Linked DNA regions of Homo sapiens: region 1 is linked to region 2. The links are chromatin contacts, found by Hi-C or POLR2A ChIA-PET in ENCODE. All regions are on one chromosome and are shown on one strand. Each heading gives the region's core, a stretch centred on a gene start or an enhancer-like site at or near the end of the contact. The rest is flanking DNA. Distances are from core to core; before and after follow the strand shown.

Region 1 (6,276 bases), core at 796-3,295, 440 kb before region 2:
TTCAGCTATTCTCTCAGCCTGGAGCACTGTTGCCACCTCACCTCCCTTACATATCATTTATTTCCTCAGGGAAACCTTTCCTGATCCTGTCTGTGCTCTCATAACATTTTTTTTTTTTTGAGACAGGGTCTCACTCTGTCACCCAGGCTGGAGTACAGTGGTGCGATCACAGCTCACTGCAGCCTCGATCTCCCAGGCTCAAGTGATCCTCCCACCTCAACTTCCCAAAGGATTGGAATTACAGGTGTGAGCCACCATGCCTGGCCTCATAGAATCTTATACACTTCCTTATAACCATAATTGATTTATCAGACTATTTAGCATGAATCTCCTGTACCTCTGGAGAACGTAAGAGGAACAACAACAGGCAAGGTCCTTGAATCTCATAATGATTACATTCTGGGGGAAAGAGCATTCTAGCAGTACTGTATCTAATCAACTGGCTAACAGTTTGTATAATTCTTTTTTTTTTCTTTTTTTGAGACAGAGTCTCACTCTGTCGTCCAGGCTAGAGTGCAGTAGCATGATCTCAGATCACTGCAACCTCCACCTCCCAGGTTCAAGCAATTCTCATGCTTCAGCCTCCTGAGTAGCTGGGATTACAGGCACGTGCCACCATGCCTGGCTAATTTTTTGTATTTTTAGTAGAGATGGGGTTTTACTATGTTGGCCAGGCTGGTCTTGAACTCCTGACCTCAAGTGATTTGCCCGCCTCAGCCTCCCAAAGTTCTAGGATTACAGGCATGAGCCACCATGCCCGGCCTATATAATTCTTTTTAAAGTATTTTTCTTCCATATTTAGGGTGTGGAAAGTGAAACAGGAAACAAGAGTAGGTCTATTTCACAGCTTTATTCTCAGCCTTAATGCCAGGTAATCAACACATATTTGTTGAATTATTAACTAATGATAACAGCAATAGAGCGCTTTTTAAAAAAAAAGGACAGAAATTCATGCTTAAAATTGCACAATTGGCGAGGCACAGTGGCTCACGCCTGTAATCGCAGCACTTTGGGAGGCTGAAGCCGGCGGATCACCTGAGGTCAGGAGTTTGAGACCAGCCTGGCCAACATGGCAAAACCCCATCTGTACTACAAATAAAAAAATTAGCTGGGCGTGGTGGTGTATATGCCCATAGTCCCAGCTACTCGGGAGGCTGAGGCAGGAGTATCGCTTGAACCTGGGAGGCGGAGGTTGCGGTGAGCCAAGATTGCACACTGCACTCCACCCTGGCTGACAGAGTGAGACTCTGTCTCAAAAAAAAAAAAAAAAAGGACAGAAACTGCACAATTATGATTCCGGGATGATCAGTAAATTAAGGATTTTAAACACACATAACCACAGCAATACCTTGAACGAAAGACTGAAGAGAATTTCTTTGTCTGCTAAGATTACTTGAAAAACAAAAGAAAAGAAAAATGGTTTAAATTGTTATTACAGAAGGACAAAACCAGAAAAGGAGAGCCTGGAAGAGGAACAAGACGGTCACTTCCATCTCTTCCTAAAAAGACACAGAAGGCTTCAATGCCTTCACTGTTGTTTTGGATTGGAATGGTGCTGCAATGGGAACTGCAAATACAAATAAACATGAAAACAACAAATGCAGATGTAAAATAAAGACATGCTAGAAATCAAAGAAACCGACCTCTACCAGACACACCCAGGTCTGGGTGTACCTTTGCCTGTTCTTCCCGACTTGCACAGCCCAAGCAAGGTGGAAGGAGAAACATAACAAAATGATACAGGAACCAGAGAGCAGAGGGTCTTGGAGCATAAACTGTTAAAATAATAATATGAATAAGGGGGAAAGGAGAGAGATTTCACTTCCCACTAGCAATAAGTGAGCTCTTTTTCTTAAGCGGTAACTGTTAACAACTGAAAGACATACATAATAATCACAAGTTATAAATGTTCTCAGAAACTCCCTGGTTTCAACTATTCTATGACAAATATCTGCAGAGGGACCTCAGCATCTGCTATGAAGTTCAGGGAAAAGTAATTCTAACCAATGGAGCTGTGCCAAAATATCACCCCTGGGGTCTGACCAATTAAATGGCTGCTTCTTAGTGTGGAGTTTAGGAGAGATGACAGATTGAACACCGCAGCAGAGAAACCTACGCTTTCATTTCAACCCAGGCATTCTGCCCCAAAGGGTGAGTCAATCAGGAAACAAAGCAATTCAGAGTAAAGTCTTCTAACAACGCTGAAAACAGAATAAATGGACCTGCAGTTTAATTACAGCAGGATCCTTCTTCCATCGAAACTGATGACAAAGCTCATCAAGAATAAAGAGACTCTGATCCCCCTACTACTCTGGTGCAGGAAAGAGGATTTACCAGATAAGCTCTTCTGGACCTTCTACTGAAGAAGCTGCTTTCACAAGATATTATCACAATGACTGACTAATGGGTAACCAGGATTTTTTTTTAAATGAAGGCAGGGACTAGGTGAAGGGGTTTCTGGCACTCCAATGCACCGGGAAAAGAAGGCATTTCCAGACAGGAATTCTATCTAGGCTCAAAATTATGCAATTTACCTTTCCAAAGTGGACTGCACGAAAATTACTGCAGCCAAATGTACCATGGTATAGAATGAATTCTGGTGTTATTTAACTCCTTTAATTAAAACCTGCTACATTGAAAAGATAATTGAAAGGATTAAAATAACGCATGTCAAAGCATTTAACCCAGAGCCCAGCAAATAATGGATGTTCAACAGAAATTGGCTGTAAATAATTTAAAGAAAGTACTTTGTTAAGGTTGTTTTTGTTGTTGTTGTTGTTGTTTTAACACAGAAAGGCCCATTAAGGTTCTTAACTTTTTTATTTTACTTAGTTTTCAGACAGGGTCTCCCTCTGTTGCCCAGACTGGAGTGCAGTGGCATGGTCTCACTCACTGCAACTTCTGCCTCCTGGGCTCAAGTGATCCTCCAACCTCAGCCTTCTGATTAGCTGGGACTACAAGCGCAAGCCACCATGCCCAGCTTTTTTTTTTTTTTTTTAAATACAGAGTCTCCCTCTGTCACCCAGGCTGGAATGCAGTGGCGTGATCTTGGCTCACTGCAGCCTCTGCCTCCCAGGCTCAAGCGATTCTCATACCTCAGCCTCCCAAGTAGCTGGGATTACAGGTGCCCACCACCATGCCCGGCTAATTTTTGTATTTTTAGTAGAGACGGGGTTTCACCACGTTGGCCAGGCTGGTCTCGAACTCCTGACCTCAAGCAATCCATTCACCTTGGCCTTCCACAGTGCTGGGATTATAGGCGTGAACCACTGCACTCAGCCCATTAAGGTTCTTTAAAAAGACGTTTATCAGTTCTATTCCTCTATCTATCTGCTTTTTAAAAATTTAGGGGCCGGGCACGGTGGCTCATGCCTGTAATCCCAGAACTTTGGGAGGCCGAGGTGGGCGGATCGTGAGGTCAGGAGATCAAGACCATCCTGGCTAACACGGTGAAACCCCGTCTCTACTAAAAATACAAAAAATTAGCCGGGAGTGGCGGTGTGCACCTGTAGTCCCAGCTGCTTGGGAGGTTGAGACAGGAGAACGGTGTGAACCAAGGAGGCGGAGCTTGCAGTGAGCCGAGATCACGCCACTGCACTCCAGCCTGGGCGACAGAGCGAGACTCCATCTCAAAAAATTAATTAATTAATTAATTAAAAAAATAAAAATTTAGGTATGCCAATACCTCTAATCAGGTTCAGTTTAGTTTTTGAACCACTCCTCTAAGAATTAAATGACTACAGTTCTTCCACCAGTTCTTAATTATATAATCCCTTGAAAAACTTCTCAGAGGTGGTCAGAGTGGTTTATCCTCCTTGCAGCCCCAGGCTGTTAAATCTCTTCCCAATTCCACCCCATTGCTAATGAGTTTGTTACTCCCCACAACCCTGCAGTCCAGCCAGTTTAGAATTTCTCCCTTAGCTCCTCAACCCTTCTCTGCCAAATTCAAAGAATGAACGTATGCCTCCGGCCTCCACCTGATGCACTGTAATTGCTTGCACTGCACTGAAGTCAGATAGGATTTGGTGATAAATCCAGGATGAATTCAGACTAAGCACCCCCTTCCTCCCACAGACCTTTAGCTTGGTTTGATGTTTGATCTCAATCTGAAAATTATGCTGACTTTCTGAAATGTTTTCTGCTCCTGCCAGGAGGATGTGATCTACCCAGTATCTACGCCAAGCAGCAGAAATGAATGGTGATTTCTAGTTCTCTTGGTGTCACAAAAACCTTTGTATTTTCACCATATTCTCTCCTTGCCAAGAACACCTGTGTTCAGCCTATCTTCAAGGTTTTACTATTTGCCTATATCCCACAACAAAATGCAAAATGCCTCATATTCCCACCCTTTGATAAGAGTCAAGAAAAAAGACACCTGTGCTGATAGCAGAAAGGCATGTTGTTCTCACTGCTTTCACACACAGTCACTAGACCATCCACACTGAGATATGCTGCTACTTTACCCTTTTGCTCCTGGAATTACAAAGTGGAAGGACAGATGATTTTCTCTGCAATATGGTAAGGGTACAGAATGCACACACACACACACACACAAACACATTATCAAAACCTTTACCTGTCCCATATTATAGTATGAGACCAGCAGAATGGACCTGGTTCAAGTGGTTGTGATAATCTACAAAGATCCTGAGATGACTCGAGCAGATGGTTATCCTATAACCAATCCAGTCCTCTAATGAATGCAATAGAGCAGATTTCACAGTAGGAAGCAATGGGAAATGGGAGGTGGGTTCAGAAAATAGGGGCTGCTGAGATTGTTTATCAGCTGAGTGACCCCAAGCAAATTACTTACTTAATCTCTTCTCCAGAGACTTGCCAAGGGGTGAAGCAATTCAGCAGCTAGCATTAGATGCAGCCTCCAGTACTCAAAGAGAGTTTGAATTCAAAGACTAAAAAAAGTTCACAAACACCCGGTAGTTATTTGTAAACCACCACACTCAGAAAACACTCAAAAGATAGGCTAAAAATTCTGGAAACCAACAAAAGCAGACTGTTATTTAAAAGAATGGGCCAGGTGTGGTAGCTCACGCCTGTAATCCCAGCACTTTGGGAGGCCGAGGTGGACTGATCACCTGAGGTCAGGAGTTTGAGACCAGCCTGGCCAACATGGCGAAACCCTGTCTCTACTAAAAATACAAAAATTAGCCAGGCATGGTGGTGGGCACCTGTAATCTCAGCTACTCAGGAGGCTGAGGCAGGAGAATTGCTTGAGCCATGGAGGCAGAGGTTGCAGAGAGCTGAGATCACGCCATTGCACTCCAGCCTAGGTGACAGAGTAAGACTCCATCTCAAAAAAAAAAAAAAAATGGGCCTGTTGTAGTGGCTCACACCTGTAATGCCAGCTACTGGGTGGCTGAGGTGGGAGGATCACTTGAGCCTGGGAGATCAAGGCTGCAGTGAACTGTGATTGCACCACTGCACTCCAGCCTGGGTGAGAGGGAGACCCAGTCTCAAAAAATAAAAATTAAAAAATAGAAGGTGGTGGCCAGGTGTGGTAACTCACACCTGTAATCCCAGTACTGTGAGAGGCCAAGAGAGGAGAATCACTTGAGGCCAGGAGTTTGAGACCAGCTCGCAGCCTGGGCAACATAGCAAGACCTCACTCTGGTGTCAAGGCTGGACTGTAGTGATGCACTCTTGGCTCATTGCTGCCTTGACCTCCTGGGCTCAGGTGATCCACCCACTTCAACCTCCTGAATAGTTGGGACTACATGCACATGCCACCATACTCAGCTATTTTTATTTTTGTAGAAACGGAGGTCTCACTATATTGCCTAGGTTGGTCTCAAACTCCTGGGCTCAAGCGATCCTCCCGCCTCAGCTTCCCAAACTGTTGGGATTACAGGCATGAGCCACTCCCCAGGCTCTACAAAAAAAAAAAAAAAATTAATTAAAATAAAAGGATGGAGGCCAGGCACAATGGCACATGCCAGCACTTTGGAAGGCCGAGGCGGGCAGATCACCTGAGGTCAGGAGGTTGAGACCAGCCTGACCAACATGTAGAAACCCTGTCTCTACTAAAAATACAGAATTTGCCAGGTGTGATGGCACATGCCTATAATCCCAACTACTCTGGAGGTTGAGGCAGGAGAATCGCTTGAACCTGGGAGGCGGAGGTTGTGGTGAGCCAAGATCGTGCCATTGCACTCCAGCCTGGGCAACATGAGTGAAATTGTCTCAAAACAATAAAAAATAAATAAAAAATAAAAGGATTGTGAATTATAGGCTAAAATTTCCCATTGTTATTTAAAAAAA
Region 2 (6,263 bases), core at 3,339-5,838:
AATAAAGCTCATCTTCGTCTTGTTCACCCTTCACTTGTCTGCATACCTCATTCTTCCTGGACACAGGACAAGAACTCTGGCAAAGGTGCCGCCAGCCACAGAGGTTTCTGGCCAGAAAATCAACACCCTGAAGATCCTGTAACACAAGCTCACCCCTTCTGCCATATGAAAAACACAGAAGAAGTTGACAGTCTGCAATGGGAAGAAGGTCCTCACCAGAATCCAATGATGCTGGTATCTTGATCTTGGACTTCCCAGGCTCCAGAACTGAGTAATAAATTTCTGTTATTTATAAGTCACCCAATTTATGGTATTTTGTTGTGGCAGGCCAAACAGACTAAGACAGTGTGCTTTAGTCTATGTATACATAATCCATTAGCTCTTTTCCTTTAAAATCTATTGGGATCACTGTTTTGCTATAGACGAAAACCTAAAGACTGTAGGTTTGTCAAGTGGCCTAGAGACAGTTGAGAGTAAAGTCCATCATAGGTAGTAATCACTACACTAGGAAAGGGCTATAAAGGGGTCAGAATATTCCTGTCCACTGCTAGACCACTATCACGCAGATACTCAGCTAAGGTTGTAGATACCACCTTTGTCTCTATAAATTTCTGATCATGTGTAAACAATAATAAAATTGAGGCCCCAGATCATTTGGACAATTGGGGTTACATCAAGAGAATTCATATGCAAATCATGGTGGTGACATACAGAGGAAAAAGAACCGTCTATTCCATATAACACTTAACAATTTACAGGGACCAGAGTAGATGTTCAATAAATGACACAACTCCTTGTGCACCAGAGTAGTCACCACTCCCCATGTGATTTGGGGACTCTGTGCTTTTGCATAGGTGTGCTCTGAGACTCTAATGTTTTCCTCCACCTTTGTCACCTGATAAACTCTCTATCATCCATCCCAGAACTCCCATATTTGTCCTTCACTCTCTGCTACTCCCACATAACTTTGTACCTATACTTGGCACTAATTTCACCATAGATCTAGGGAAATATTTAGAAACAAAGCAGTGAAGTGGCCAGAGCAGTTGTTTTCAAACTGCAGGAAATCAAGCGAGGACTCCCAATCATTTAAGACACCAGAAGGAAAAGCTTTGGTTCAGTTCCTACCTTAGACACTGAACCTCAGGGGGTTCAAAGCACGTTCCATGTTCTGGAATGCCCTCCTTGAAATTATCTAAACCATTTCCAGTGCCAGGTACCAATCAGCACCAGCAGTGTCATCCTGGCAGGGTGCCCCAGACTGGACAGAACTACTAGCATCCCTGTTCCTTCCATCTGGGAAACTCAATGGCCCTTCACCCAAGAAACCCTGGGACTTGTGGCTGTGGGGTTGTCCTAGGACCTCATGGCTAGGTCCTATTCCAGGAGAATAGCCTGGCAAGTGCATTGCTCTCACTATCTGGAGCAGGATTTCTTTCACAGGATCAAGTCAGATTGGATTGCCAGGATGGTGCTGATAATGCTGATTTGGGTTTATTCAAATTGTTTATATTGACAGAGGCTCACAAAAAAAAAATTTACTCGGGTAGAATTTATTACTGAAGTCATCTGGTCCATGGCCTTTCTTAGTTGGGTTTTAGATTACTGATTCCATCTCCTTACTAGACATAGGTCTATTCAGATTTTCTGTTTTTTCCTGACTCAGTGTTGGTAGGTGATGTGTTTCTAGGAATTTGTCCATTTCATCTAGGTTATTTGATTTGTTGGCATACAATTTTTTACAGTACACTCTTATAATCCTTTTGATTTCTATAAAATCAATAGTAATGTCTCTTCTTTCTTTTTTGATTTTAGTTGAGTTTTTTCTTTCATCAATCTAGCTAAAGGTTTGTCAATCTTGATCTTTTCAAAAAACCAACTCTTTATTTTTCATTAATTTTTTCCTACATATTTTGACTTTTTAGTATAGTCATTTTGACTAGATGAGATGGTATTTCATTGTGATTTCGCTTTGCAGCTCTCTGATGATTAGTGATGTTGACCTTTTAAATGTTTGTGAGCAGCTTGCATGTTTTCTTTTGAGAAGTTTCTGTTCATGCCCTTTGCACATTTTTTAAATGGAGTTGTTTGTTTTTTTCTTGATTCATTTAAGTTCTTTATAAAGTCTGGATATTAGTCTTTTGTTGGATGCATGACTTGCAAACATTTTCTCCCATTCTCTAGGTTGTCTGTTTACTCTGTTGAGACTTTTGCTGTGCAGACGCTGTTTAGTTAAGTCCCATTTGTCTATCTTTGATTTTGTGGCATTTGCTTTTGAGATCTTTATAATAATTTATTTGCCCAGGGCAATGTCTAGAAGAGTATATCCTAGATTTTCTTCTAGAACTTTTATAGTTCGTGGTCTTACATTTCAGTCTTAATTTTGAGTTAATTTTTGTATATGGTGAGAGACAGGGATCCAGTTTCATTCTTCTGCATATGGTTAGCTATTTATTGAATAGGGTGTCCTTTCTCCATTGGTTATTTTGGTGGACTTTATCAAAGATGAGTTGGTTGTAGGTGTGAAGCTTTATTTCAGGGGTCTTTATTCTGTTCCATTGGTCTACGTGTCTATTTTTGTATCAGTACTATGTTTTGGTTACTGTAGCCTTGAAGTATAGCTTGAAATGCAGTAATGTGGTGTAAGGCTCCCTATCCTGTTTTGTTCTTTTTGTTTAGGATTGCCTTGGCTATTCAGGCTCTTTTTTGGTTGCATACAAATTTTAAATCATTTTTTCTAATTCTGTGAAAAATGACATTGGTAATTTCATAGGAATAGCATTGAATCTGTAGATTGTTTTGGGGAGTGTGAACATTTTAATGATACTGATTCTTCCAACACATGAGCATGGAGTGCTTTTGCATTTGTTTGTGTCGTCTATGATTTCTTTCAGCAGTGTTTCATAGTTCTCCTCGTAAAGTTCTTTCACCTCCTTGATTAGCCCCTGCTCTCCAATTCTTCTTGCAGCCTCTGTAACTGGAGTCCTGTCCCCTTTCCTCCCAGCCCAACTTCCTGCACTGTCTGTATCAGGCCTTGCCCTGGATGAACCCTTTTGGCTCACCCACCATACACAGAAGGTGACAGAAATCACATCTCACCCTCAGATTGCTTAAGGAGGGTACGCATACCACTGGGAAACTTGGAACCCATGGGAGCTGCAGTTGAGCCACCTTATAGAGGACCGAGCACTTGTGGACTAGCCTGGGATCCTGGCCACCCGAGTCCAACACCTGCAGCCATGTAAAACTTTCCATGGTTCAAAACCTCAGGCTTCAGGCATACATCTGGAACACAATGCTAAAATTAAATAAATAAATAAATAAAAACGAGCTGAGGACTGAGCCGACCAAATCTCTAGGGCCTAAAACTCACTGGCCTCCCTTAAACCTTGGGTCTAGGTTTACAGGTTAGATGTTTCCACTGAAATCCTTTATACTTTTGACTATAGGGGAAATTCTATCAGACCTGAACTCATGATTTAGGCTATGTTGTTGGCTATCTTTAATGGGAATGGGGGTGGCATTCATATCTCCTTAGAGTTATGCCAGAACAACAGGTTAGTAAGAACTGCAACCCACAAGGGTGGGACAGGAGGCAGAAGAGCTACCTCCTGGGGAGCAAAAAGCATAGAGCGTGATTTGCCGTCTTCGGATACCACTTTGCATTTAGTTCGGAACAGCACTGCTTTCACCCTTTCCCTCTTCTAGATGATAAACCAGCAGCGCAAGAGGGTGCTTGGTTTTTCTTTCAGGATCTAGGGCGCAGTTCGTCAGTGCCTGGTCACATTTCACCTAAATAACCCATTCCCCAACTCCCTGAATGCTCAGGACTCCAGGAGGGTGGGCAACCCCCATCCGATGGACACCTGCCAAGTCTGGCCTGTCCATACAGCACTCCCCACTTCTCCAGCTCTGCACCAACACCTCACGGGCTTGAGCCACCGCGCCCGGCCGCCCTGCGGCTTTTTAAGGCGCTCCCCAGCCCACGCACGGGCGGAAGTTTTGTCATCTACAGCTTTCAAGTCCTCCATTGCTAAGTCTACAACAGCCTGCGGTTTTGACAGACATTGCTACAGAGACAGGAGCCAACTTTCCCAGAAGGGAGAGAAAGCAGCCTCGGGTCTCCCCGAGATCGGTGGGGTTGCTCTGGCAGCGCCCCACCTCGTCCCGGAGCCCACGGACCACCCCCCCCGGACCCCCGGAATAAGAAACGGAGGCTGGAAGGTTTGGCAGTGGAGCGGGACGAATTTATCTGCCAGCAATTCCCTGGAAACAGGATTCCTTGCAGGCGCTGTGCCAGCGCGGGCCCTTAAGCAACTGAAAGTTAAACGCCCACGTGAATAGCTCTGAGGGATCACGGAGAAGTTCTCGTTTCGTCTGTACCTATTTGTATTTTCTAAGGCGAAAAAAAAGTTATTTAAAGAAAAAGAGAACGAACCTGGCGAGGTCCATGTCTGCGCACTCTTCACCAAGTAGGGGGACCTGAGTTCTTTTCCACTTTCCTGCTCTCCGCGTCCGTGTGCGGCTAGCCCCTCGCTCAGCTGCATTTCTATCGGGCACTCGACTCCCCGGAAGTGGTGGCACCGCACGCGCTGTTATCGACTCTGCGCCTTTGGAAACGGTGTGTCTGCGAATCCAACGACGGGCGCGGTGACTCACGCCTGTAATCCCAGCACTTTGGGAGGCTGAGGAGGGTGGATCACCAGCTTAGGAGATAGAGACCATCCTGGCTAACATGGTGAAAACCCGTCTCTACTAAAAATACAAAAAAATTAGCCGGGCATGGTAGCGGGCGCCTGTAGTCCCAGCTACTCGGGAGGCTGAGGCAGGAGAATGGCGTGAACCCCGGAGGCGCAGCTTGCAGTGAGCCGAGATCGTGCCACTACGCTCCAGCCTGGGCGACAGAGCAAGACTCCGTCTCAAAAAAAAATTGACGAAGGACCAAACCCCTAAAGGGGTGACATTCCAGCTTGACTCGTATCCCAGAGCAGCCCTGCTGTCCCCTTGCTTGAAAGCGCAGTTGACGCCAGAAACCGGGGGAGAGCAGCTACTAATGCACAGGGGAGGAGGGAGGTGCGAGGAGCGGGTTGCTCTCAGAGAGACAGAGTTGAACAACTACCCCTTGCGGTGTAGGAAGTATCTTGCGGCCTTCTAGGCCAATTAGTTGGCTTCGAACAGTCCAGTGGCTCCTCTAACTGGATACAGCCCTCCTGTCACGTTGCTTTCGTGGGGCCCTTGTTATGGTAATTACGATAATACACGTTTCTCCAGCCCACACGTCTAAGAACTGTTGCGAGAACCCATACTTTTTGAAATGCACACAGGCCAAAATGACTCACTAACTGAGGAGTTCACCAGTCTGAATTGCCCTTTCTCCCTAGCTCCATCCCACTCCGGACTCAATTAAGGGCCTGCCGTTGGAAGTCCCATCTAGAATCTTAAGGTACAGGCAGAGTACTTCTTCACACTGAATGAGCACATGCATTGAAAGTATATAGCTGGCCGGGCGCGGTGGCTCAGGACTGTAATCCCAGCACTTTGGGAGGCAGAGGCGGGCGGATCACCTGAGGTCAGGAGTTTGAGACCAGCCTGGCCAACATGAAGAAATCCCGTCTCTACTAAAAATACAAAAATTAGCCGGGCGTGGTGGCACGCGCCTGTAATCCCAGCTACTCGGGAGGCTGAGGCAATAGAGTCTCTTGAACCGGGGAGGCGGAAGTTGCAGTGAGCCCAGATCCCGCCACTGCACTCCAGCCTAGGCGACAGAGCGAGACTTTGCCTCAAAAACAAAACAAAACAAAAGTACATAGCCGTGCTTTTCTTCATTTCATCTGATTCTCACGCCAGCTCTAAGGAAACAGCTTCACTGAAGTGAGGAAACTCTTCTTCAGTCACTGACTTACAAAATGGTAGTGCAGGGATTTTCCCAGACCACCAAGAAGGCATCCAAGAAGTAAGCAAAAAAGATTACGACGTCGTTCCTATACCGTGGCAGTGGCTCACGCCTATTATCCCAGCACTTTGAGCGGAGGAGACAGGAAGGTCGCTTGACCCCAGGACTTCAGGACTAGCCTGGCAATATAAGGAGACGTCATCTCTACAAATAATTTTTTAAAATAACCGGGCGTGGTGGCAGTGCACTTGTGGTCCCAGCTACTAAGGAGGCTATGGTGGGAGGATCACTTGAACTTGGGCTGTTGAGGCTGCAGTGAGCCGTGATCAGGCTACTGCACTCCAGCCTGAGCGACAGAGTGAAACCCTGT

What was found. Hi-C counts contacts between places; a loop is a spot of excess contacts on that map. ChIA-PET counts read pairs that join two places held with the same protein, here RNA polymerase II (POLR2A). Pooled maps may share reads with other maps.
Region 1: a pooled map shows a loop between it and region 2 (3-fold over the local background). The contact joins two enhancer-like sites. A Hi-C loop is called at or near these places in 1 of 50 pooled maps. POLR2A ChIA-PET finds 5 or more read pairs at or near these places in 2 of 52 experiments (activated CD4-positive, alpha-beta T cell and activated T-cell).

What each region holds. Positions count from the first base shown.
Region 1 is chr17:35,044,771-35,051,046 of GRCh38, forward strand. All of the region lies in intron 1 of RFFL (ring finger and FYVE like domain containing E3 ubiquitin protein ligase), which reads right to left. All of the region lies in intron 5 of RAD51L3-RFFL (RAD51L3-RFFL readthrough), which reads right to left. Among named protein-coding and RNA genes, the nearest start is that of RFFL, 16 kb to the right of the region's middle. RefSeq lists enhancers at 1,804-1,853, 1,914-2,013, 2,154-2,283. Within about 2 kb of position 2,046, at least 11 of the 41 ENCODE cell types and tissues checked have a DNase peak (open chromatin) inside an H3K27ac peak, as active enhancers do.
Region 2 is chr17:35,483,288-35,489,550 of GRCh38, forward strand. All of the region lies in intron 2 of SLFN12L (schlafen family member 12 like), which reads right to left. Among named protein-coding and RNA genes, the nearest start is that of SLFN13, 38 kb to the left of the region's middle. RefSeq lists an enhancer at 3,889-4,168. Within about 2 kb of position 4,589, at least 21 of the 41 ENCODE cell types and tissues checked have a DNase peak (open chromatin) inside an H3K27ac peak, as active enhancers do.